Regions from separate parts of the Mus musculus genome. Here regions 1 and 2 are each linked to region 3. Evidence: chromatin loops called from intact Hi-C (ENCODE). Cell type or tissue: left cerebral cortex. All regions are shown on one strand.

Region 1 (8,000 bases), 47 kb before region 3:
ATTACATTTTTATAGAGAATGCTAAAGGATACACAACAACATTTAGAATAATACTTAATGAAAAAGCCACTCAACAACAATGTTCTTTATATGAATCAAAACCTCAGCCTTATCCCCAAATGTTTCCATGTGGGAGATTCAAGCTTCAAAAATAAACATGGACTTTGAAAGCTGAGGGTATGGGTATAGCAGAGAGTCACAAAAAAAAATATTTTCTGGATTTTCTTTTCATTCATCTGAATTAGTTTCACAGATGAGCAATCTGAATTTTGTGTGGAGTCCTGACATGATCTTCCAAATACTTTTAGAGCTGATAGGGAAAACTGGCTGTGCGCTTTTGTGATTGTTTTCCCACATCTGTTGATGTGTAAGCTCAGGCACCTGCTAAGCATTTTGCTCTTCTGTTCCATTCTCGTGATTTTTCTTAGCTTCTGCTTCTCAAAAATCAAACAGCTCCGTGTCTCCTGTGTGGGCAGCTGGGATGGGCTTGCTTTTCATTTCCTTCTCTGTGTCATGCTCACACAGCCCCCTCACTTCTGAGTTATAGCCCTGCCCCTCCATGGAGCCATAAATCACAGGTGGAACAGTTAAAAGAATGCAAGCAGAACACAAGACACCTCCCACCCCCAGATTCCAATTTGTCTTGTATTTTATTGGGAGGCACCATCTCAGAAACTCTGGGAAGATGTTGCTGAGACCTCCAGGAGTTGCTGGATTCTGAAGGTGGAATGCTGAGGGTGGGATGTTGAAGGTGGGATGCTGAGGGTGGGATGCTGAAAATAGGGGTGCTGAAGGTGGGATACTGAGGGTGGGATGCTGAAAATAGAGGTGCTGAAGGTGGGATACTGAGGGTGGGATGCTGAAAATAGGGGTGCTGAAGGTGGGATACTGAGGGTGGGATGCTGAGGGTGAGAATGCTGAAGGTGGGATGCTGAGGGTGGGATGGGGAAGGTGAAATGTTGAGGATGGGATACTGAGGGTGGGATGCTGAGGATGGTATGCTGAGGGTGGGATGCTGAGGATGGTATGCTGAAGGTGGGATGATGAGGGTGAGAATGCTGAAGGTGGGATGCTAAAGGTTAGATGCTGAGGGTGAGAATGCTGAGGGTGAGATGCTGAGGGTGGGATGCTGAAGGTGAGAATGCTAAGGGAGAGATGCTGAGGGTGGAATGCTGAGGGTAGGATGCTGAAAGGCCCACCTGCCAGGAAATAGACCGAAGATATAAGTGCTATTATATGACTTAGCAGTGCTGGTAGTTCCAAGAGGGGACTGTTCCAAGGGTCCTTCCTATTTCAGCAGTTAAGGAGGTGGCTGTCACTGACACTGAGTGTGAAGAGTGGCTTTGGGTCTCAGCAGACTTCTCACCAAAGCATGGTCTTAAATAGCAACTTTCCAAGTTGCAGTTAAAAATGACCAATCATGAAAACTTGGTTTCTCCCAAACATCTTAAGTGAAAGACGTGTTAGCTAGTCATGGGTAATAATACTTACAATGCTAACAAACAAACATCAAAACAAACAAACAAACAAACAAACAAACAGCCTCAAACAAATGACATCTGAATCCCTTTGAAAAATCATTTATTTTATTTACATGAATGTGTATGTGCTTGTGTGAGTTTACGTGCACCATGGTGTGGTGGCATGTGCTGGCGCCTGCAGAGGCAGGAAGAGGATGTTGGTTCTCCTGGAACTGGATTTACAGGTGTTTCAGAGACACACTATGTGGGTGCTGGGAACTGAACCCAGGTTGGCTGCAAGAGCAGCCGGTGCTCCTAACCACTGAGCCAGCTCTCCTGCCCTGAGTCCTTCCTCATCTATAGACATTGCCTAAACATATTACTTTGTATAAATTACTCACTAACTGAGGAAAGGGGCAGATGCCTCTTTATTTCTATTCTGACTCTAGAAGGAAACTGAAGAGATCAACATGCTTACCCAAGGCCACACAAGATTGGATTTCTAAATCTAGTTTCTCAATTATAGCTTACATCCTCCAGTGCACATCAAACTAGTCCTATTTTTCACCTCTGTGGATCCTGAATCTCTGCTCTGGGATGACAGGCAAAACTTACCTCTCTTGGATCTAACCTGACTCTGGTCTGTATGTTCATGTTCCCTCAAAATCCACATATTAAAGTCCTAGTTATCAGTATGATATTAAGAGATGAGGCTTTCGTGGGATATGGACATCTCGATAGAGCATCTTGCTTAACTTGTATAGCTCTTCCATGAGACAAGTATTAACACCTTCATGTTGCAGAAATTCTGTAACTCCTGATCTTATCAGTGGTGACTAATGACTCATAATCTAAAAGGGCTACCCTGTGTCCCTCCTTCCTCTCTCCCTACTGCTTTGTGTTCTTTTCTTTTCTTTTAGATTCATTGATTCATGCATATGAGTGCTCTGTTTGCATGTATGCATGCACAACAGAAGAGGCATCAGATCCAGTCTAGATGACCACGAGCCACAATGTGATTGCTAGGAATTGAACTCAGAACCTCTGGTAGAGCAGCCAGTGCTTTAAACCACGGAGACATCTCTCTCCGGCCGCTCCTTACTTTTCTATTGCCCTGAAAAAAACACCATGACCAAAACAGATTATAAAAGAAAACATTTAACTGGGGCTTCTTGGCATTTCAAAGGGTTAGATCATTGCCCTCTTAGGGGAAAGCCAGACAGCGGGTGCTGGAACATAGCTCAGATGAACAGAGCTTTCATCTGATCCACAAGCTCATGGAGGAAAGCAAGCCTGGGACTAGCAGCAAGGCCACACCTTCTAATCCTTCCTAAGCAGGAAACCAAACATTCAAATAGTCTCATTCAAACCACTTCCCCACTTCCTCTGCTCCTTTACTCACTCTCTCTCTCTCTCTCTCTCTCTCTCTCTCCATCCCCTTTCCCATTTTCTGTGTTTCTGCCTCTCTTCCACTCCTTCTCCCATCCAGTTCTCATCCAAGCTGAACTTGTACTTGTGATCCTCCTGCATCAGCCTCCAGAGTACTAAGGTGACAGTCAAGTGCCTCTACAAGTTGGTTCACCTCTATTCCCATATCCTTTTGTGTTGGGTGTTTTGTTTATTGTCTAGACAACCTGTGGTTATCACCTCTCAAATGATTTGTATATGATTCCTTTGATCCTTCATATGTAAAGATAAATTATTTCCAAGAACCATGTGTGAAAGACAGGCAGAAGCAACACCTGATACCTTCAACATGGTGACTGATACTATCTCCATGTGTCAAACTGGTTTTTTATTTTTGATACGTGCAAATTGTCTATATGTGTCTTTGGTTAGGAAAGCAAAAAGAAAATGCTGGAATCTGTTTGCCAGCCCTGTCTCCTCTTCATCACTCCTCATTTAGAGCTCATTTAGAGCATTGCTGTTAGGTTGTTTGCATTCAGCTAGTTTTCCTCTCTTGTGGAACAGTGTCTGTGTGAGCTCAGCTCAGCCTTCAGAAGTTATAAGTCATTTTTTTTCCTACTGCTTGGATTCTCCCAGCAAGACAAGCTAGAGGAATTTCTTCTGAATGAAAAATTTACAGTCTTCTCTTAGATGATGGATTTACTGTTTGGTGGTGAAAACAGATTGCTCATCCTACCTACCATGTGTCTCAATGTTGCATGCTGGAGAAAAGGGCGTGCTGGGGAAAGAAGCAGGCACAAATCTACAGTGTTCATCAGCTTAGAGTTAATCTAGCTCCGAGTTTCAAGGCATACACTTTATGTGTATTACAATTATATTGCCATTAGTTTATATTATACAATCATACAACTAATTATATTATAAATTAGTTTACAAACATAATAATAGCTTAAATATTTTGGTAACTCTTTAACTGTTTTATGGAGAGTGTCCAAACATAAAGAGTCCTTTCTGGGGCATTTTCTTTTCTTAAGACAATAATAAGAAAAAGTCACCAAAGTGCACTTTGATCTGATAGCTGGAAACTCTAGTGTATGTAGCAGTTTAGAGGACAGTTTCCATTGGTGTTTCTTGTCATCTATTAAGCTATGTTTATTTCCCCATATTCTTCATGACATCATGAGACAAATCATTCATACTTGGGTTTCCTATGTGTCCAGAGTCTGAGAATATAGTGTACTCAAAAACAGTAAATATCTTAACAATCTATCAGAAGACATTTTTCTACCATTTTGCAGCAGGCATCTTATAGGTCTGAGAATAACAACTTATATTCCTCCTCTCCCTCTCCCTCTCCCTCTCCCTCTCCCTCTCCCTCTCCCTCTCCCTCTCCCTCCCCCTCCCCCTCCCCCTCCCCCTCCCCCTCTCCCTCTCCCTCTCCCTCTCCCTCTCCCTCTCCCTCTCCCTCTCCCTCTCCCTCTCCCTCTCCCCTCTCCCTCTCCCTCTCCCTCTCCCTCTCCCCTCTCCCTCTCCCTCTCCCTCTCCCTCTCCCTCTCTATCCTAGGAATAACTTTTTTAGATTGGATTTTTCTGAACTTCCTACAATCAACATTATGGAAGAGATAGTTTTTGTTGTTAAGAACTGTTCTGGACCCTATAATATGCTTATCAGCATCTCTAACCTCTACTGACTAGATGACATCCATCTCTAAAGTATAATAACCAAGATGTCCTTAGACAGTCTCACATGTGCCCATAATTCCCGAATCACCCTTGACTGAGGCCCACTACATTAGCCTCTTGTTTCCTTGCTGTTTTAGTTTAGCCGAGATGTCATTAAGAACCCCATTTGTCAGAATTACAGGCAAGCTGAGCTTTTATAGATTTAGAGTCCATGAATGAATTCTTGTTCTCTGGCATTTGCCAATGTGAGAAGGCGATGCAGCTCAGCATTAGAAAGTGCATCTGTGCTATCTCCTGAGAGCTCCAAGTAAACATCTTGTGGACTGTCCATCCTCGGTGGGCTAAGCTGTGGCTAATTCATCGTGGTTTTTCATCACAGTGACCGACTTGGATACATGTGTGGTGCAAGTGGGAAGTAATGCCCCGTGCCTTTACAAATTTTGATTGTAAAAATCATAATTGTTCTCCTGACTTTTCAGGGATGATATTTCCTTTCCGATAGCCCATGGATAATGGGCATATCTCTGATATGCCTGGCTCATAGTCTGTTGCACGGGTGGCTAATAGACTGCACCTGAAAGCTACACAAACTCTAAGGCATTTCCCTGGTGTTCTCTTGTCTAGAAATAAAAGTTAGGTCGTCAAAGTCCAAGGCATAATGACAAAGCACTCCTCAAGAGTTGTCCGCACTTCTTGTGAGGCCACAGAGAAACTTTACGTGCCTAAATGAATCTTATGCTTATCCTGCTGTGGCTCAGAAATAAACATGATAACGTGCACGTCTAAAACTTGATAAAGATAGAGTTCATAGGGCAATGTTGAAACTTATGAGAAAACTGGTAAAACCAGGCTTGGCCAGGCACTCCTATAATCCCACTGTTCAGAGGATGACGCAGGAGGATTGTGATTTTGAAGTTAGCCTGGATGCTTTAGGACATTTCAAGCCAGATGAGCTATACAGTAGGACCCTTCCTCTGAATGAAAGAAGGAGTAAAAACCTGAATCTGGAGTGAGTAAATTAGGCTAGGAGAATCTATGCGAGGCCTCAGTATTAGAAAAATGAGTCTGGCATGTCACTTGAGAGCCCCCAGGAAGCCCTCTATGGGCTTCTAGTATGTCCTTGGTAGGTAAAGTCATTGCCAATCCATTTGGTTAATTTCCCTCATAACAACCAGCTTGGGTATATGTGTAGTGTATGCACTTGAGCATGACAGAGACATTCAGGGGTCTCCCCTATAGTTCTGTCTACCTTCTCTTGAAACTGGGTATCTCACTGCATCACTTCAACTAGGCTATTCTGTCTTTACCTCCTAATGCTGAGATTATAGATTGAGGATTTGAACTCAGGTCCTCATGTTTGCAAAGCAAGGGCTCTTACCTGTGTAGCTCTTGCCTCAGTTCAATGGCCAGCATTAAAAAAACAAAAATCAAAAACCAAACAAGACAAGACAAGACTATATGAAAGCGATTGGCATTACTCTTCAGGTTGCAGAAAGGCAAAAGGAATCAAACTTGGGATGATAAGCAATTGCGACTTAGCACCGAGACTCTCACCCCAGGTGTCATCTGTTGTGTCCTCTTAAAATAATTGAAGGTAAATTAGCTCAGTTTTTCCATTTACCAATTCATTTAATTCTTCCTATTTTGAATTTGAGGGTAGCAAACCCTCAAAACTCAGTTGGTAGAGAGCTGGGACACCTACAGATAAAACCATGAAAAAGTTACTGAATATACATTTTTTTTCCAAATAATTTTTAGCAGATTGAAGTAAATGGGTCAAAGCTCACTGTGTAAAGATTTGCCACCTAACTTGGAAGGAGCGTAGGAAGTTGGCTCCAAAGAACCCCTGTCATTTTCATGCTCATGTGCCTTTAAGAGACCTAGTCAGGCAAACTCAAAGCATCAAGGATGCTAATTAACTCTGATTAGAGAATTTACTTCCAGGACTTTGTAAAGGTTTAGATAATTATAATGTTGTAGAGAACAAATTACTTATTATCTCTTTGAGCCATTCTCACTTGGCCAAGGGCCCTTTGATCATGGGAACAGACACACATAGGCGATTGGGTATTAGTTTTACATATGAAAGTCTTGAGTTCCTTTAATCCTTACTGGACAGCAAGATTTATCAGTGGAAAACAGATCTGAACTCTCCTGACCTCCCCTCAACACAGAGATCCTTAATTCGGGTATAACGACAGGCTGGAAAGAACAAATGCTTTTAACTAACATCAACACGCTCTGGCAGTCTTTGTAATTAATCAGGGCAGAAAATTCGCAGACAAGAGAGTAACATAGGCTGTTGCAAGTCATATTTCTGTGGACTCAGCAATAGCATACACGTTTTCTTCACTCCACTTGGCGTTTGAAAAGGACCGTCATTTGAAAATGACAACTGCGATTGTTGGAAATCACTGGAAACTTGCTCAGCCTTTGAAGGCCCAATGCTTATTGTCACAAGCCAGAAATAGTAATGTGCTTGGGTTTCTGTTAGCTGTCCTGAATCATTCCACTCCTAGAAACCACAGAGTCTGGCCATCCCACGGTGGCAGAGACTGTCTCCATTAAATCTATGTATTATTTTATAACAAGGGAATATAAAAACATGGATATAAGTTGAAAGTGTGAGCCTGAGAGCTGAACTGTAAGGGTGAACAATTTTATGAAAGCATCATGGAGGATGTGATCTCATAGTACCCTCGTGTGAGACAAAACCCCCCATTGTAGCGGGAGTCCATCAGGGTCTTATTGGTAGAAGAGTCTGGGTACTTTCATAATTTTGTCAGGAATGGGTAAGTGCATTAAAAGCAGCATCTTAAAATTGAAAAGTGGCTGGCATGCTAAAATGGTTGGAAACAGGTAAGAATAAATCTCATATTTGTAATAGGGAATTTGTTTTTAAATACCTTGTGTTACACGAAACAGGAAAGCTGACGAGGATCGCGGCGAGACAAGAGCTGAGAGGGGTTCAAATACAGAACTGGGGTAAGCTATTCAATCACTCTGAGCCCCTGGCTCTTTCTTCCTTTGTAAAACACCATTTATGGACCCCAAAGCCTGCCCTGCAGGTTTATTTAGGGATTATATGAAATCGTTCTCATAAAGAGTCAGACTACGGCAGGTACTGGAGGCTGTGAAGTTATTTTACAACTGGAGGAAGCACACAGATGTGAGGCAAGGAAAGAGGAGGTGAGCTGGAAATTCTCAGAGGTGGCTGTCATGAAGGGAAATAACTCTAAAATGTTTCTATAGAAAGTAGTGATATTTAGGATAGTTAAGACATGTGGAAGTATGGTTGGGTATAGCTGGACCAGCTAGAGGCTTCCTAGGACAAGGGAAAACTTTGGGAGACAGGGCTGTTTTGGGTAGCCACTTGTTTTCTATTACAAAAGAAGGCATTTCAATACCTAAATGTGGACATCATTACTTATGCCTGTCAATCATGTCTAT
Region 2 (8,000 bases), 62 kb after region 3:
CCTGGGTCCGCTGCAAAGTCAGTAAGTATTCTTAGTTGCTGGGGCATCTCTCTAGCCCCTGTTTTAGTATTTTTTTTAAATACTAGTTCCTTTGTTACTTATTTAACTCTTATAGCACCTGTATGGCTATTCTCTTATCACTACTGCTTTTATTGAAGTAAGAAAGAAGCAAGGACATATAGCAGCCCAAACGCCCATGTTCTCTGCATCCTCAAATGGGCTCTTCTAGGAGGAAGGGACAATAGAGAAAGAGGCAACAGAGGTTAAATTAGGGTGTAAGAAGGGTCCCTAATCTGAGGGAACTGGTGCCCTTTAAGAGAGATATGGGGACACCTTCCTCCATCATGTGTGGACACAGTGAGAAGGTGGCCAGCCTAGCAAGAAAAGAACCAACTGGATGGCCAGTTACCTTGAGTTTGACTATGTGGGCCCTGAAACTGAAAGAAAACACTTCTGTCTCTTGTGCCACCCAAGTCTGTGGTTTTGTGGCCCAGAAGTCCTGGCAAACTACCCCACGAGGTAAAGCGTTCACCCTCTCTCATGGAGTGAAGCAGAGGTGTGACTTTGATCGGCACACTTCTCTTATTTATGAAAATGGTGTGCCTGGGAACACAGCTGGAAGAGTCATTTCCTATGCTGCCTTTATTCAGCACTAAATGGAACTGAAGCCTGCCTGAACTCTAAATGTGCACTTAGAGCCCTGGAGCAGGTCTGCCGTACTCTGAAAGTCAGTGCAATATTGGCCCCTGGCTTAGTGTGAGCCATGCTGCCAAGAGTACTGGGGGAGGTACTGGAGACATTGACAGGAATCCCATTGTTTCTGTTTGATTTTCTTTTTTTACTTTTTCTTTTCTGTCTTCATTCGGGGCTGCAGAGTTTTTGGATGCATTTGACCACGAGCTTCTTGTCTGGACATGAATTTGAATCCCCTTAGCTGTCAACATGCCTCTGAGAAGTCCGGATTTGCTCTCGGAGTCTCACATGGGGGGTGGCCAAGCAAGCGCTGCTGCTAGACAAACCTGCTCTTTGTCTGCATTTGAGTGTCACTCTTAGAGCCTAATCTGCCCAAAATCACTTTGATTTTTTTTCCTTACCAGCGGCTAATACAATTAACAGCAGTGCTAAAGCAGCAACCCCCAGTGAGCCCCCCCCCTCCCCAGCAACCCCCAGCCTCTGGTCTACTCCCATGAAGACACCATTCAAACACCTTTTTCTTATCCAAGCTAATGTCTTCCCTGCCACTTCAGAAGTGAGGTAAGGCCTCCTGTGGCTGTCTCCCACACCGGACAGGTAACTCCTACAGGAGAGGCTGACACAGATCCTTCGCACTGATGTGAAATGTTGTGGGGGAAATGCTTCCAGGCAGGTAGATAGGATGGCTTCAGTTGGTCTTTGGAGAATATGAAGTTCTATTATGACATAAATAGGAAAACAAATCAAAGACTTCAACCTTACTTTACTAACTCCATAATCACCATAGACTTGATATATTTTTTAAAGGTTTTATTAGTGTGTGTGTGTGTGTCTGTGTGTGTGCATGCATGAGTGTGTGTGTGTGTGTGTGTGTGTATGAGTGTGGGTATATGCATGAGTGTGTCTCTGTGTGTGTGTGTATGAGTGTGTTTGTGTGTGTGTATGAGTGTGTATATGTATGAGTGTGTCTGTGTATGTCTGTGTGTATGTGTGTGTGCATGCATGCATGAGTGTGTGTGTGTGTATATGTGTGTATGCATGCATGAGAGTGTGTCTGTGTGTGTACCATGTGAATGCAGATGCCTGGTGAAGTCAGAAGAGGGAGCTAGACCTAAATACAGTTGTAACCATTCACCATGAATGCTGGGAACAGAACGTGGGTCCTCTGAGACAGCAGCAAGTGCTCTTACCCTGATGAGCTTCCCTCCAGCTCCTCCGTGCTGTGTTTGAAACAGTATTGAGCCACACAATTTACAACAGTGAGTTTTCTATTTTATTTCATCTTTCTTTAGAATTATATGCCTGTCATTAGTTACTTATTAACTTGTAGCAAAAGAGCCCTGGGCTCATGTGATAAGAGAATGTTATATAATTGAGAATCACACTCAAAATACACTTCTCCCTAAACCCATTTTTTTTCCTGGCCCCAAGAAGTTACCCCCCAGGATAACTTTTTTTTTTTTCCTCAGTCACAGGCATTTGTTGTCACTCGGAGTTTAACAATTGCTTTATCGCCTGGGCTGGAGAGATGGCTCAGCAGTTAAGAGCACTACTGCTCTTCCAGAGGTTCTGAGTTCGATTCCCAGCATCCACATGGTGGCTCACAACCATCTGTAATGGGATCAGGTGCCCTCTTCTGGTGTGTCTGAAGACAGCAACAGTGTACTCACATTAAATAAATAATTTTTTAAAAAGAATTGCTTTATTAGGAATGCAGAAGTCAATTCAAACTCTCGATTCATTCACTCCCATTTTCTCTTCCCTTTCTTCTTCTTGGGAGACAAATTCATCTTTAAAAGCTAAAGCTTTGGATTATAAGTCACCAGTATCTGGGTTTATGAATGTGATCTGGTTGGCCAAGTGATTGCTGGTTTGCATGTAGCCTTGGGCTCCTTCCCAGCACCACAGAAAACCAGGCCTCTGAAGAACTCTTGTGATCCCAGCACTCGGAAGGTAGAGGCAGGTCTCAGCCTCAGCTGCCTAATGAGTCTGATGCCAAATGAACTAGGTAGGACTTTATATCAGAAAAAAAAAGCAAGACCCAGTGTCTAGAGAATTTTCAGAAGCCACACAATACCCTAAAGAAAGTACAATCCAAATACAATGCCAGTTATCCCTCAGACCTTGGTTGTAAGGCTACTTACTCATTTAAGAAATTTTCTTTTTCCATAGATCCTGGTCCTTAAACTTAAATCCATTCAAGTACCTTTGTTTTACTTTTTTAAAAAAAAATCATTTATGTGCAGGTGTGTGCATAAGGCGCACGAGCGCGCACACACAGACACACACAGACACACAGACACACAGACACACAGACACACACACACACACACACACACACACACACACACGGTGTGGTAGGGGAGGGAGAGGGGAGGGGAGAACCTAGGACATGCATGTCTGAAGAGGCCACCAGATGCTCTAGAGTCACAGGTCGTTTGTGAACAGCTGGATACGAGTTCTGGGAACCAAACTCGGGTCCTCTAAAGGATATAGCAGGTGCTCTTCACTGATGAGCCATCCCTCCAGCCCTTCCAGTCCCTCTGTATGTCCTTTCACAGCATACTTCCTCCTAAAGGACTTATCTCGCACTTGGTTATGGAATCCTCTGGCTATTCTCAGCCTCTCCCCTAGACGGTATGTACAGCACCTGATTTTTCTCAGTAGCTCTGATTTATGCAAGGGCCCACGTATGTTAAATAAAGGAAGGGATGACTCGGGTCCCATTAATAGAAAAGGCACTGGCTGAGACATGCAGGCTAGCTGGATGTGTTTCAGAGGCTCTGACTCACATGCTAGTGGGCTGTGGTCCAAAAAAAAAGGACCCAGATATCCCCTAAGCCTTATATCTCCCTTTCCCAGCCTCATCACCCTGCATCAGTGTCACCACATGGCTTGGAAGCAGACTGGCAGCCTTATTTAAGCCCTGGCTCTGCTACTTTATAGAATTTTAATATTGGCATTTCCCCATTTTTGTGGCTGTTACAGGTGTGTGTTTATCTCTGTGTATATATGTTTGGAGGAGACATGTGTATAAACATTTGGAGGGGGCACATTTATGTAGGTGACCATGTGTGTGTGTGAGCACATGCACACACATTTACGCCCACATCCATCTGGCAACCCAAGATTGATGTTAGGAATCGTTCTTCAACACTCTTCTACCTTATTCACGGAGGCAAGGTCTCTCACTGACATCCAGTACTAACCAATATTTCTCTGAAGATCCTCAGCCTTCTGCTTCAGGGCTTAAGGGCCAAATACTTTAACCATTGAGCCACTACCCAACCCCAAGAAAATTCGTTTAACCCTCAATACAAATCATAACTAAACATACATGTTCAATGAGGTCGCTCAAATCATGGCTGCTTAAATGCTGGTTGTTATTAATAACAGTAACTACCTTGGGGGTTTACAAAGTATCTTTTTACTTAGATTTATCAATCTACCTCCTAACGGTGCCAATACCCTTTTTTTTTTTTTTTTAGATTTTTTAAAAAAATTATATGTGTGTTTGTATTTTGTTTTATGTGTGTGTTTGCTAGCAGAGATATATGTGCATTGTATGTGTACAGATCCCACAGAGGTCAGAAGAGGAGAGCGGTTCTCCGGGAACTGGAGTTTTAAGCAGGTGTGAGATCCATATTAGGTGCTGGAAGATAAAACTCAACCTTTGCAAGAGCGTAGTTGTTCTTAACTGCAGAGCCACCCCTCCAGTCCTGTTAAGACCCTCTTAATTATAAGACTGTATTCTTCCCACGATGATCTTTATGCCCCTAGGCTGATTTCTTCAGGTATTACTTGACTTAACGATGAGGCTAGCAGTATTATGGTCTGTTTCACAGTTACAGTGACTATGGAACTGAATCGTGGTGTATTGAAAATTTAAACCATATCTGGCACATAATAAGCCGCTCATATAAAAGTTGCTTTTCGTAATAACTTGGGATCATTGTGATGGTGATCATTATTATAACATACCACGTGATTGTTGCCCCAGGATTCACTTCATGTGTGTTTGCTTGGCATCTATGTTGTGGGGTATTTCTCACGAGGAACCAGGCTGCCGACGTAACGATGTCATGGCATCCCACTTGTCTTAGTTAGTGCTCTGTCACTTCAATCAAACCCACCGTGACATTAGCAACTTGGGGCGCCAAGGGAATATTTCAGCTTACATGTCCAGATCACAGTCTATCATGAAAGGAAGACGGCTCAGGCATCTGGAGGTGGGAACTGAAGCAGAGAGCACGGATGAGTGATGCTTACTGGCTTGTTTCCCACTGCTTGCTTGGCCTTTTCTCATGCAGCTCAGAACCCACCTGTCTGGGAGTCTCACATCCACAATGAGCTGGACCCTCCCACAGTAGTCATTAATCAAGAAAATGCCCCCAACACTTGCATTCAGGCCAATCCAAGAGCGGGAGTTTCCTTAATTAATCTTCTTCTGAGATGACTCTAGCTTGTGGTGAGTTGACAGAAAAACCAACAGACAGGACATCATTACAGCTAGAGTTTGTGGTCTCAAGGCATCTCATAAAACTACAGAGAACTAAAAAAAAAAAAAAAAAAAAAAAAAGACTAGAAAGCTAAAATCGAGCTGGGGTTGGGGGAGCTAACCATACCCTCGTTTGTTTTCCAAAAGGATTATTTATTATTAGCCTTTAGATTGATTATCCATGTTGATCAAATATTCTATTCAGTGAGAAGGGAACCTATATAAACAGTCTCCCATAGAAAGTTGATTTTTAAAGTTATCTGTGTCATGCTGTGATCTAGACCTTGAAGTTTGCTCTTAGAGTTTTAATCCCACCAGGCTTCAGCCCTCACTGGAAAGTGGGCTCAGGTCTCTGCCTCCCATCCGCCCAATCTCTAGTGGCCCAGGTCACATTCAGATTTGGGTTAGACTATCTGTGCAGAGTGCACAGGACTGCCGGGATATTGGTATAGGGAGGACCAGATGGATCAGAGGAAGAGGGGTTGAGTACAAAATGGGGGCAGGGTAGGGAGCAGGTGGTGAGATTTTGACACTAAACACCCTGAAAACCTCATTACATAGTGTCTTAGTTAAGGTTTCTATTCCTGCACAAACATCATGACCAAGAAGCAAGTTGGGGAAGGAAAGGTTTATTTGGCTTACACTTCCATGCTGCTGTTCATCACCAAAGGAAGTCAGGACTGGAACTCAAACAGGTCAGGGAGCAGGAGCTGATGCAGAGGCCATGGAGGGACGTTCTTTACTGGCTTGCCTCTACTGGCTTACTCAGCCTGCTCTCTTATAAAACCCAAGACTACCAGCCCAGAGATGGTCCCACCCACAAGGGGCCTTTCCCCCTTGATCAGTAATTGAGAAAATGCCTTACAGTTGGATCTCATGGAGGCATTTCCTCAACTGAAGCTCCTTTCTCTGTGGTAACTCCAGCTGTGTCAAGTTGACACAAAACTAGCCAATACACATAGCTAAAGTCTTTCTAGTCCTGTGTCTTCACAAGGGTTGCAGAGGGAGACAGAGTATGTCTGTCAGGAATCTCCAGACAAACAGGAGCAACATATCAGGCAGATAAGTAGAGAGAGATGGATAGAATGTTGCTGTGACCAAATACATGGTGTAAACGTCTTAAAGGATGACATATTTATCTTGGCTCAAATTTCAGAGGTTTAAGTTGGTGGCCGCTTGGTTTTTTTGTGTGTTTCAGCAAAACACCACAGTAGTGAAACATGTCATGAAAGGGGTTATGCCAGAAGGTGAAGGTGGGGTGGTAGGTAGTCACACACACACACACACACACGAAAACAAAAGGAAAGAGACAAGGAGACAGATAATGTCATCACTGTAGGTTCTTCCCTTTTTTTCTATCTCATTTAATTGGACATAAATGGTGTTACACTCAGGGGAGGTCATTCTCTCTTATAGACACGCTCAGGAGAAAGATTTACTGGTCTTCTAGGTACATATCAATCTAATCAAGTAGAATGTCAACGTTTATCATAATAGGTAGGTAGGTAGATAGACGATTGATTGATTGATTGATTGATTGATAGATTGATAGATAGGTAGGTAGATAGATAGATAGATGAGAGGTAAGTGATGGACAGTAAATAAATAATAAAAAGATAGATGAAAGATGGGTAGATAAGTAGTAGATGATAGGTGATAGATTACAGAGAGGTGATAGATAGTAAATAGATAATAAAAGATGATAGAAAGATGGGTAGATAGGTAGATAGATAGATAATATGTGTTAGTAAATAAACAATGGAAAAAAGGAAGATAATAGATAAGTTAATGGATGGATAAGTAGATAGATGGTAGGTGATATACAGAGATAAGAGATAGATAGATGGAGGAGCTAGAGAAAGTAGCCAAGGAGCTAAAGGGATCTGCAACCCTATAGGTGGAACAACATTATGAACTAACCAGTACCCCGGAGCTCTTGACTCTAGCTGCATATATATCAAAAGATGGCCTAGTCGGCCATCACTGGAAAGAGAGGCCCATTGGACTTGCAAACTTTATATGCCCCAGTACAGGGGAACACCAGGGCCAAAAAGGGGGAGTGGGTGGGCAGGGGAGTGGGGGTGGGTGGATATGGGGGACTTTTGGTATAGCATTGGAAATGTAAATGAGCTAAATACCTAATAAAAAATGGAAAAAAAAGAGATAGATAGATGGTAGGTGATATACAGAGATAAGAGATAGATAGATAGATGGATAGATAGAGAAGTAGATAGGTGATAGCTTATGATGGGGGCTGGGTTGTATAATTATGGAAGCTGAGTATTCCTCCAGTGTTACACAGCAAACTTGGAGAACCAAGAAAGCTGACCCAATTCACTCTGACCTTGAAGATCTATCCACAAGGAATCAGGTGGTGTCCTCTAGATCAAGCCTGAAGGCCTAAGAAACTGGGCTGCTGCTGATGTCAGCCCCAGACACGAGAGGTCTGAGCATCTGGAACCCTGAAGTCTAAGGATGGAAGATGGCTGTCCCAGCTCCAGGAAGAAGAAATCACCTCCCTCCTCTACCTCTTTCTTCTGCCTAGGCCCACTGTGGATCACATGGTACCTACTCACAGAGCTCAGGATGGGTCTTCTTTACTCTGTCTACTGCCCCACATGCTAATCCCTCCAGAAACACTCTGTCAATCACCCAGCAGCAATGCTTTGCCAGCCCTGTGGACAGCCCTACCCAGCCAAATGCATGCACAAATCTCACTATCCCAGAGGTGTAATTTCCACTAGGAAAACAAGGGCAGAACACCATGGTGACTAAGACTTAAAGCAGTACTTCCTGACCTCTGTGTCTA
Region 3 (8,000 bases):
AAAATCCAAAAATATGCATAGTTTCAAGTAGGTACACGGTGAGTGTCTTGGAGCGGCATTTAGTTGGCTTTAGCCCTGAGATTTATGAAGCTTGTGTATATAAATCCAACTATGGGAAGGTAAGTTTCCATCTAAAATATCACGAATAAGTTAGGCCTGAGCTAAGGAAGGGAATGGAGGATAGAAAGCAGCCTTTCCCCAAGTGCTGTCCACCATTTCCTTGTCTATTCCGGAGAAAAGCCCTCTCTGACTGAAGCCGCAGGGAGAAGATCAAACGGGTTTGTGAAGAGCAGATACCACTACTCTAGAAGGGGAAGGAGAGGGCAACCAAGCCCATCAAAGCAAAGCTAGTCCTTGGGGCCTTGTGAAAACAACACTTGAGGTCTGACGAGTCATTAGAGAAGTTTCTAGAGCTTTTGGATCTTATTAGGAAAGAGAATAGATGTTGTTAGCTCAGCCATACTCGCACATCCTAAACAAAGTGTGTTGTGTTAAGTCCCTTGGGCCGCCCAAGTGGTTTCTTTCTTTGGAAACTTATCACGGAAGAGCTGGGTGTTTATTACATCCGGGACTATGTCTGAAAGGGAGCTGATATTAACGAGGTTTGTGTCAAAATAACTTCACATCCTGTATTGATGGTGTCACCACGAGGCTGGTAGAACAGAGGCCAAATGCCTCTTGGTTTCTGAGAAACATTTGATAATGTTTCTCTGATGGCCACGTGAGCAGGATTATGACATGGGAACTAGATGGTGGGAAGACTGGATACAATCATAAGTGTCTGAGGACCTCCTCACAGCCATGCTTGATTAATGATGCCTTGTCAACTCAGTGGGAGGTCGCTAGCCATTGACATGGGGATCTGTCCCTGGGCCCCGTCTGTTTGTCATTTTTTATCAATCTCTTAGGTTGAAAGTCTGTGTATCACGTCTTTAGCGGCTAAAAAGTAGAGGGGTATTGTTGATGCAAAGCTGACAGAGCTAAGACAGAGTGAGACAAACAGGCAGGAATGAACAATGGACTGAAAACTAGAGACCTGTCTTTCATAGAGACAGAGGTAGATTTCTCTCTCTCTCTCTCTCTCTCTCTCTCTCTCTCTTTCTCTCTCTCTCTCTCTCTCTGTGTGTGTGTGTGTGTGTGTGTGTGTGTGTGTGTATTGGTGAGAGTGATGCTGCTAATAATTCCTTCCAATTATTGTAACATGGGAGATATGAGACTCGTTAAAAAAACAAGAACAACAACAATATGAACTAACCAGTACCCCGAAGCTCTTGTCTCTAGCTGCATATGTATCAAAAGATGGCCTAGTCGGCCATCACTGGAAAGAGAGGCCCATTGGACATGCAAACTTTATATGCCCCAGTACAGGGGAACGCCAGGGCCAAAAAGTGGGAATGGGTGGGTAGAGAAGTGGGGGGGGGGGAGGGTATGGGGGACTTTTGGGATAGCATTGGAAATGTAATTGAGAAAAATACGTAATAAAAAATATTTAAAAAATATGATCAAGAACAGAAATCATATGGAGAATTTTTTACATACAAGCCAAAGGGTACTGGCTGGGATAGACATGAAGTAACAGACTACATATTAAGTTATCCTTGAGGGTTTCAGCTTCTGCACTAACCAAACCAAATAAAACTAGCATAACCCCCCCCCCCAAAAAAAAAACAAAAAAAACAAGAACAAAAAAAATCTGAATTTTTAAAAATACTATTTCCAGAATAAATATGCACACTTTAGAGTGGTGAAGGAAGACACTAAATTAAAAATCAGAGAGTGCGTATTGTAGGGTCTGATAGCCCTGTGTCCCTTGGCCTACAAAGACATCTAAGTGTTATGTCTAGATGCAAGCTTCTTATCTCATGGGATTCACCAAAACAACAGAGAGCAATCAAAGGAAGATTGACAAAACCTGGAAGAGAAGAAAACCAATATTAAACTAATTGAATCAACGTGAGAAAAGACAAATAAGACATGCCCTCTCCTTTAAGGGTCATATATACTATAGATATATGTCAGATATGTACTTGATCCCATAGAATCAGAAGCAAGGCTCTCTGGGGAGCACAGGAGACTGGCAGGAGTTGGGAAGGGTGAGAGCTATGGCGTCTGTGGGCATCAATGCTTAGCAGATATTTATATGCACATGAAGATGATCTTATATAGACATGGATTTTTTTAAGAAGGGGGAAAAAAGAAAAGTTATAAAAGAAAAGAACAGACTTAAAAACCTCTATGTATTCCCCAGCACTGAGCCATACTAGGAAGGTGGTATTTATTGTCATAAACCCAAAGGCATGGCTACTGTATGCATCCATTTGTAAATCACAAGACTAAGTAAGGTTCAACATTTAAAGAATTTGTCCCAAATTGAATGGCGAGACAAGGTTCAAATGACTATAGGAATATAAGTTCTTAAATTGAAAGCCTACCCTTCTTTTATAGAAAGCTATCTAAATGTAAGATATATATATATATATATATTCATCATGTATTTCCAGCACTATGTATCTATCCTATGGAATATTTAACTATGTGTATCTTGAGAAATAAGAACTAAGGTCTTTGGCTTTGGCACACCGTTATAGGGCTACCTATTTTGTCTGCTATAAGGAGAAGTATGTAATGGATCATAGTACAGAGGTCTGCTTATATACATTATGGGTTGGTTCCCTTCCTCTGGAGCAGCTGAAACAGCCCAGAAGGCCGTCCATCACATGTACATGGAAAAGATTCAGCTTAAAAACCTGTGCCATCCCTGACACAGTGAAAACTCCAAGTCTACAAATCAAGCCAACAAGAAATTCAAGTGCGTTCAGCAAGTGCTAAGCTGCCAGCTTCGCAGCTTACTCATTGTTGAGTCCTGCTGCTTCACTCCGTGTCACATTCCAGATTGCTGGATCCCATTTCTGGCTTCGCTACTTGCTAACTCTGTGATTCCCTGGATCAGACACCCAAGCTCGACAGCACCATCTGTCCCGTGTGCAAAGGGGAGGATGGGAAGAGTGCCTTATGGACTGGCTGCGTAAGCATTAAATGGAGCACTCAGAGAGACTACACTAAGCTCACTTCCAAGCCCACAGCAAAATTCTAATAAATGTGAACGGCTATTAGAAATCCTATCACGGTGATACTTATGATAAACTGAAACACCCTTTTCTTCCATTCTTCAGTGTGTTGAACAGGAAATAAGGCTGTGCTCACTGAGGAAATCCGAGCCTCAGACAGGCCAAGATTTGAGCTGTTGCCAATCACGAATTACTCTAGAATACAGGAATCCTCTAACAGAATGTCCAGCAGCTTTTAGGGCAAAAGGACACAGATTTGGGTTCTACTTAATGTCACTTGGATCAGGATATAAATCAAGGAGCAACGATTCCAGTTTCCCACTTTTTATTATTTATTTATTTAGTCTCCTGATTGACCTTATTCTTCAACGTCATTTCACTCATGGACCCTGAAACATGAGGTATGATCGTTTAGCCCATCATGTCTGAAATATCATGTCTAACATGTTTGGAAGTATGTAATATGAAAACTGAGAGATCTCCTTCCCCATCCTGTACTGACTCCCCCTAAAAATAAATAAATAAATAAATAAACCCAACATGCCTTTCCTCCTCTTAGATAAAGGAGCTTGGCTGAAAAGTTGTATGTAAGGCTTCATGATGTTTTTATTTACCAAACCACAGAAAGCATTCATTTAACTCTTTCCTATATTGACCACTTGTGTCAGGAGCTGTTACTTTATATGACTAGATACTGAGATCAGATGGGTAAACGGTAGATGGTGAGAAACAGTTGTGGCGCTTGGACCTTGCTGTCTAAGTAGGTTTGTTCTTTTAAATCTTTCTTAGTTATTTAATTCATTTTTATTTTCTGTGCATGACTTCATTCAGGTGGTGCCAAAAGAGAGAGTTGGGTTCCCCTAGAACTGGAGTGATAGGGCATTGTGAACCATCTAATGCAGATTCTGGGGACAGAATTCAGGTCCCCTGCAGGAACCACAAAAGCCCTTAAGTGAGCCCGTCTCTCTAGCTATTCACTCAGTTGATTCTCATCCTTGAGTCTACTTAGGCTAGTCTGAACTAGGATATGAAGAATTGGGCAAAGGACGAAGAGATCAAAATTGAGTGCATTTAATTATCCAAACTCTTACATCGTAGAGAGCACATGTCATTAAGCTCTACCAGGAAGCATAGAACCCGTGCCCACACCACATAGAACCTGTGCCCACACCACTCAGGAATGAGTCACACCATTTGCTCTAACGTGGGAGGCAAAGCAAGTAACACTCCTAGATCTTTGAAGCGACAGTTTACACATTTTGATACTTTGTGTCTAGAATCGACTGATTTGATAAATCTTCAATTTCTGGTGAGTTTCATCTTTTCTTAGTATCAGATTATAGGAAGAGTTCAAACTATTGCAATGTAGGGGAAGAAATCTTTTCCCATAATGCTTCTCCTTTAGGGATTATCTATTTAATGAGAATCAGCGTTCCCCCCCCAGCCCCCACCCCCAAGGCTCAACAAGTAGCTACCAGTTGGAAATCTTTTCTGATTTGATCAATTAAATGGCAAAGGACACCACCACAGGGATAGGCTTGACGATATATTTCCATCTGGGAGAAGCTAAGCACTTGGCCTGTGCTGTAATCTATGTTCAACCCCCTTGGGTACAGAAGAACAATGTATTACATGCTCTTGAATCCATTGTAGCATTCACAATTATTTTCTGTATCCTTCCCTTCCTGATAAGTAAGTGCTTGGGTTTTTAAAAATTTTATAGTCCATGTGCAGGGCTGGGAGGACACAATGAGTAAGTCCTTGGCGTGGCTCAGCAGCCTTCCCATATAACACAGGGTAACATGTGGTCAGACCATACAGACCAGAGTTTCCCAGGCAACTAAGTCCTGCCTCGTGGGGCTTCCTTAGGAAGGTGAAAGAAGACACTGAAGTGAGCGTCTTAGAGCACCCTGTCTCTCAGCCACTTCTCTTTCTATTGTCTTCCTCTCTGCGTTCCCCACGATTCTAGCCCAAGGCTGCTGAAAATGGATTCTATGTCAGTGTTCCAGAAGGTTCTTGGGGGCATGGAGAACTTTTTAAGGCTCCAACAGCTTCATGTTTTAGCTATTAAGGCAGTCTCTTACAATAACAACATTTCAGGTCAGGGAGTGAATCGAGTTTCATAAGTAAAGAGTTCAAGGGCACCCAGATTTGTTAAAAAACACAAACATGCTCAACTTGGCATGCTCACATTGGACCATCCACGAGTTCTCTAATCCTGGTTTTTCTGTTTACATTGTTTCTCTTATTCCTTAACCACAGTAAGGATAATGATATCCAACACTTTGTTTCCTTTAGAATTTGGATCTATGTATCTATTTTTTAACTTTTTTTTTAAACAAAGAAGAGGAGTTGTTAGCTAGAGGGAGATTTATAAAACTGCTTTTTATTTATGTTGAGAGAACACACTAGAATCAGATACACACACATTATATGTGTGCGTGTATGCATGTGTGTGCACAAGAGGTTGGACCTAGAGCTTTGTAAACGTTAGGCAAACATTCTACCACTAAATTACACTAGCCCCAGACAGGCCTTTCTATTAATCTTAGCTTCACCCTTCACTAGTTTATGGACTTGGCTTAAGTGGTCTTGGGTTAATTGATTTCTCCCTATACCTCGGTTTATTTCTCTGCAAAATAGAACAACACAGTGAGATTGAATGGCTAGAACACAAAATGTAAACACAGTTCCCAGCACCCATTTACTTTGGGTTTTTACTTAAATTCTGCTCCTGTTTCTAAGGTGTTGTTAATAATTGCACAGTTCCCTCCTATTCCACGGGGATAAAATATCAAGAGAGGGATGTTTCAAACCAATGGTGTTTGATCTCTAAACAGCAAGACTTCTGGGCTATTCTTTGTTATTTAAGAGTACAGACAACAGTACCTATGGTTTCTGTGACTTTTCCCAAGCCCAACTCTGGTGTAGTGACAATTTTGGAGTTTTGGTAGCTTTAAAAAACACAGAAATATTACAAGAATATGTTTTTGTTATAATCCCAGGTGTGGGGTCTGGGGTTGCTTCGGATTGTTTGAAGCAGCTGACTATGATCTTCCTCGTGCTCTAGCAAGGGTGTGATTTTGCCAGCTGCAGCTAGTTTTGAGATTATGTGACGTTTGGAATTCTGGGAACTTTTCAGGGGCTCTGTAAATGCTAGAGCCCTGATTGGAGGTTTGTTGGTTGTTGTTGGTTTCAGTTTGTTAAGTAGTTGTGTGCAAAGAAGAAACAACAGCAAGAAGAAGTTGGACATCCTGATGGTGAAGATCAAACTTGCCCCCAAGGAACTCAAAGCTCCTAATCAGCAGGAAGTAGTCTAACGGTAATATCACTCCCTTTCTGATTCCTGACTTTAATCAAAGATCTCTTTCCTTTTCTCTCTACCATTTTTCTCTCTTGTCTAGTGTTAGGGTGTTGAAAGGGTGGTGGAAAAAACAAAGGAGAGAAGGGTGAAATAAAGGAAGAACGCACAAAGTAGCAAAGCCAACCCCAACCTGGTTGTTGGGTGGGGACAACTTTGGTGTCATTCCTTAGGATATGAATTTTATGGCAAGCTTTGCCCCTGCTCTTGGATGGCTAAGGAGAGCAGAATTCTTTGAATTAATCTTAAGAATTTACATATTTCTATCCAAAGATTCAATAGGTACATTAATTATTTTTAAGTTTGTTTTCTTATAGTAACCCTGGCTCTTTGTCTTTCCTTTAACTTCTTTTTTATTCTTTGGTAATTTCATACGTGAATACAATACATTAGGTCATAATCACTCCCACCTCACCCCCTGCTTGTCTTCTCCAGCTCCTCCAGGACCATCCCTCCCACTCCTTGCCTGCCTTAATGTCTTCTATATCTTTTAAAAAATAACCCACTGAGTCTAATTAATGATTCCTGTGTGTCCATGGGTACAGGGCACCAGTCATTGGAGCATGGGTCACCTACCATGCACCAACCTTTGAAGAAAGAGACTCTCCTTTTCTCAGTAGCCATCCAATGCCAATAGCTCCTCCACTGGGGGACGGAATCCCTAAATTCCTTCTTATACTGGAGTGTTGGCTCACCTGACCTTGTGCTGGTCTTGTTTGCCAACCACAGCTTCTTCATCATAATTGAACTTTTGGCCATTAAATAGACAGACTACCCAGTAAGATACAATGGCAACTGCTCTCAAGTCACTTCCATGACTGGTTCTGTTTTAATCCATCCAGCTCTTCATAGTAATTTAATCAGTGTTAATGCAGACAAGGCTGCTTGTGCTTCCATAGCAGGCTCTCTCTTCCATAGCAGGAGCTGAAGGCCTGTATGGAGGTTAACAAAGAAAGAAGCCAGTTGGCAGAAAAGGCCTGGAAGCCCTCCCTCACCTGGACAAAGAGTATGCCCCATTGCTGTATAACCATCTTGTCAAGGGTATTGAGCCTCCTTATGGGAGCTTTTTAGGTTTTTCCCTCACTAGCCCACTCCTGAAATTTGGAGAGTGCTTTTCATTTCTCAGTAAGCTTTCTCTAATTCTATGCTGTATTTTGCCCTGGAATACGAGAGTCTGGAATGGGTGCTGAGCTCAGGTCTGCAGCCCAGCATTAAGCATGTTTTCCCTTCTCCTTTCCTCTCTTTCAGATACTAGCCAGAAGTCCAAACATGCTCTGAAGCTAGGATCTTTCTCCCTTTCTCTGAAGCACCCCCCCCCCTTCCACAACACAGCTGCTTGCAGACCTCCTCACTTTGAAGGAGCCAGCTTTCTCAGGCCTTGACTCTAAAAGGCATGGCTTGCTCTTGTCTTCATGCTTGGATTTACACCTTGCCTGCCTTATTTTTTTCCTCTTTTTCTTCTGAATCTATCTTGAAATTCTTTTATTGATGACATTAAGAGCACAAAAGGGAATCCCAGATTACCAGATGACCTTTCTTTTTTTTTTTTTTCCTTTTGCATATGAGCCAAT

What was found. Hi-C counts contacts between places; a loop is a spot of excess contacts. Peaks named below come from ENCODE experiments on the same cell type or tissue, not always from the same donor. Only the 100,000 strongest peaks of a DNase experiment are listed, where the experiment ranks them.
Region 1: it touches region 3 in a loop (2.7-fold over the local background); 2 of 42 quality-filtered maps call a loop at or near these places.
Region 2: it touches region 3 in a loop (10-fold over the local background); 2 of 42 quality-filtered maps call a loop at or near these places.

What each region holds. Positions count from the first base shown.
Region 1 is chr8:113,916,104-113,924,103 of GRCm38, reverse strand. No RefSeq gene overlaps it. Among named protein-coding and RNA genes, the nearest start is that of Adamts18, 71 kb to the right of the region's middle. In left cerebral cortex, no CTCF peak of the experiment used is centred here; DNase peaks (open chromatin) are centred at 491 and 3,556.
Region 2 is chr8:113,807,154-113,815,153 of GRCm38, reverse strand. All of the region lies in intron 3 of Adamts18 (a disintegrin-like and metallopeptidase (reprolysin type) with thrombospondin type 1 motif, 18), which reads left to right. Among named protein-coding and RNA genes, the nearest start is that of Adamts18, 38 kb to the left of the region's middle. In left cerebral cortex, no CTCF peak of the experiment used is centred here; DNase peaks (open chromatin) are centred at 3,439 and 3,768.
Region 3 is chr8:113,868,879-113,876,878 of GRCm38, reverse strand. No RefSeq gene overlaps it. Among named protein-coding and RNA genes, the nearest start is that of Adamts18, 24 kb to the right of the region's middle. In left cerebral cortex, no CTCF peak of the experiment used is centred here; DNase peaks (open chromatin) are centred at 2,908 and 4,232.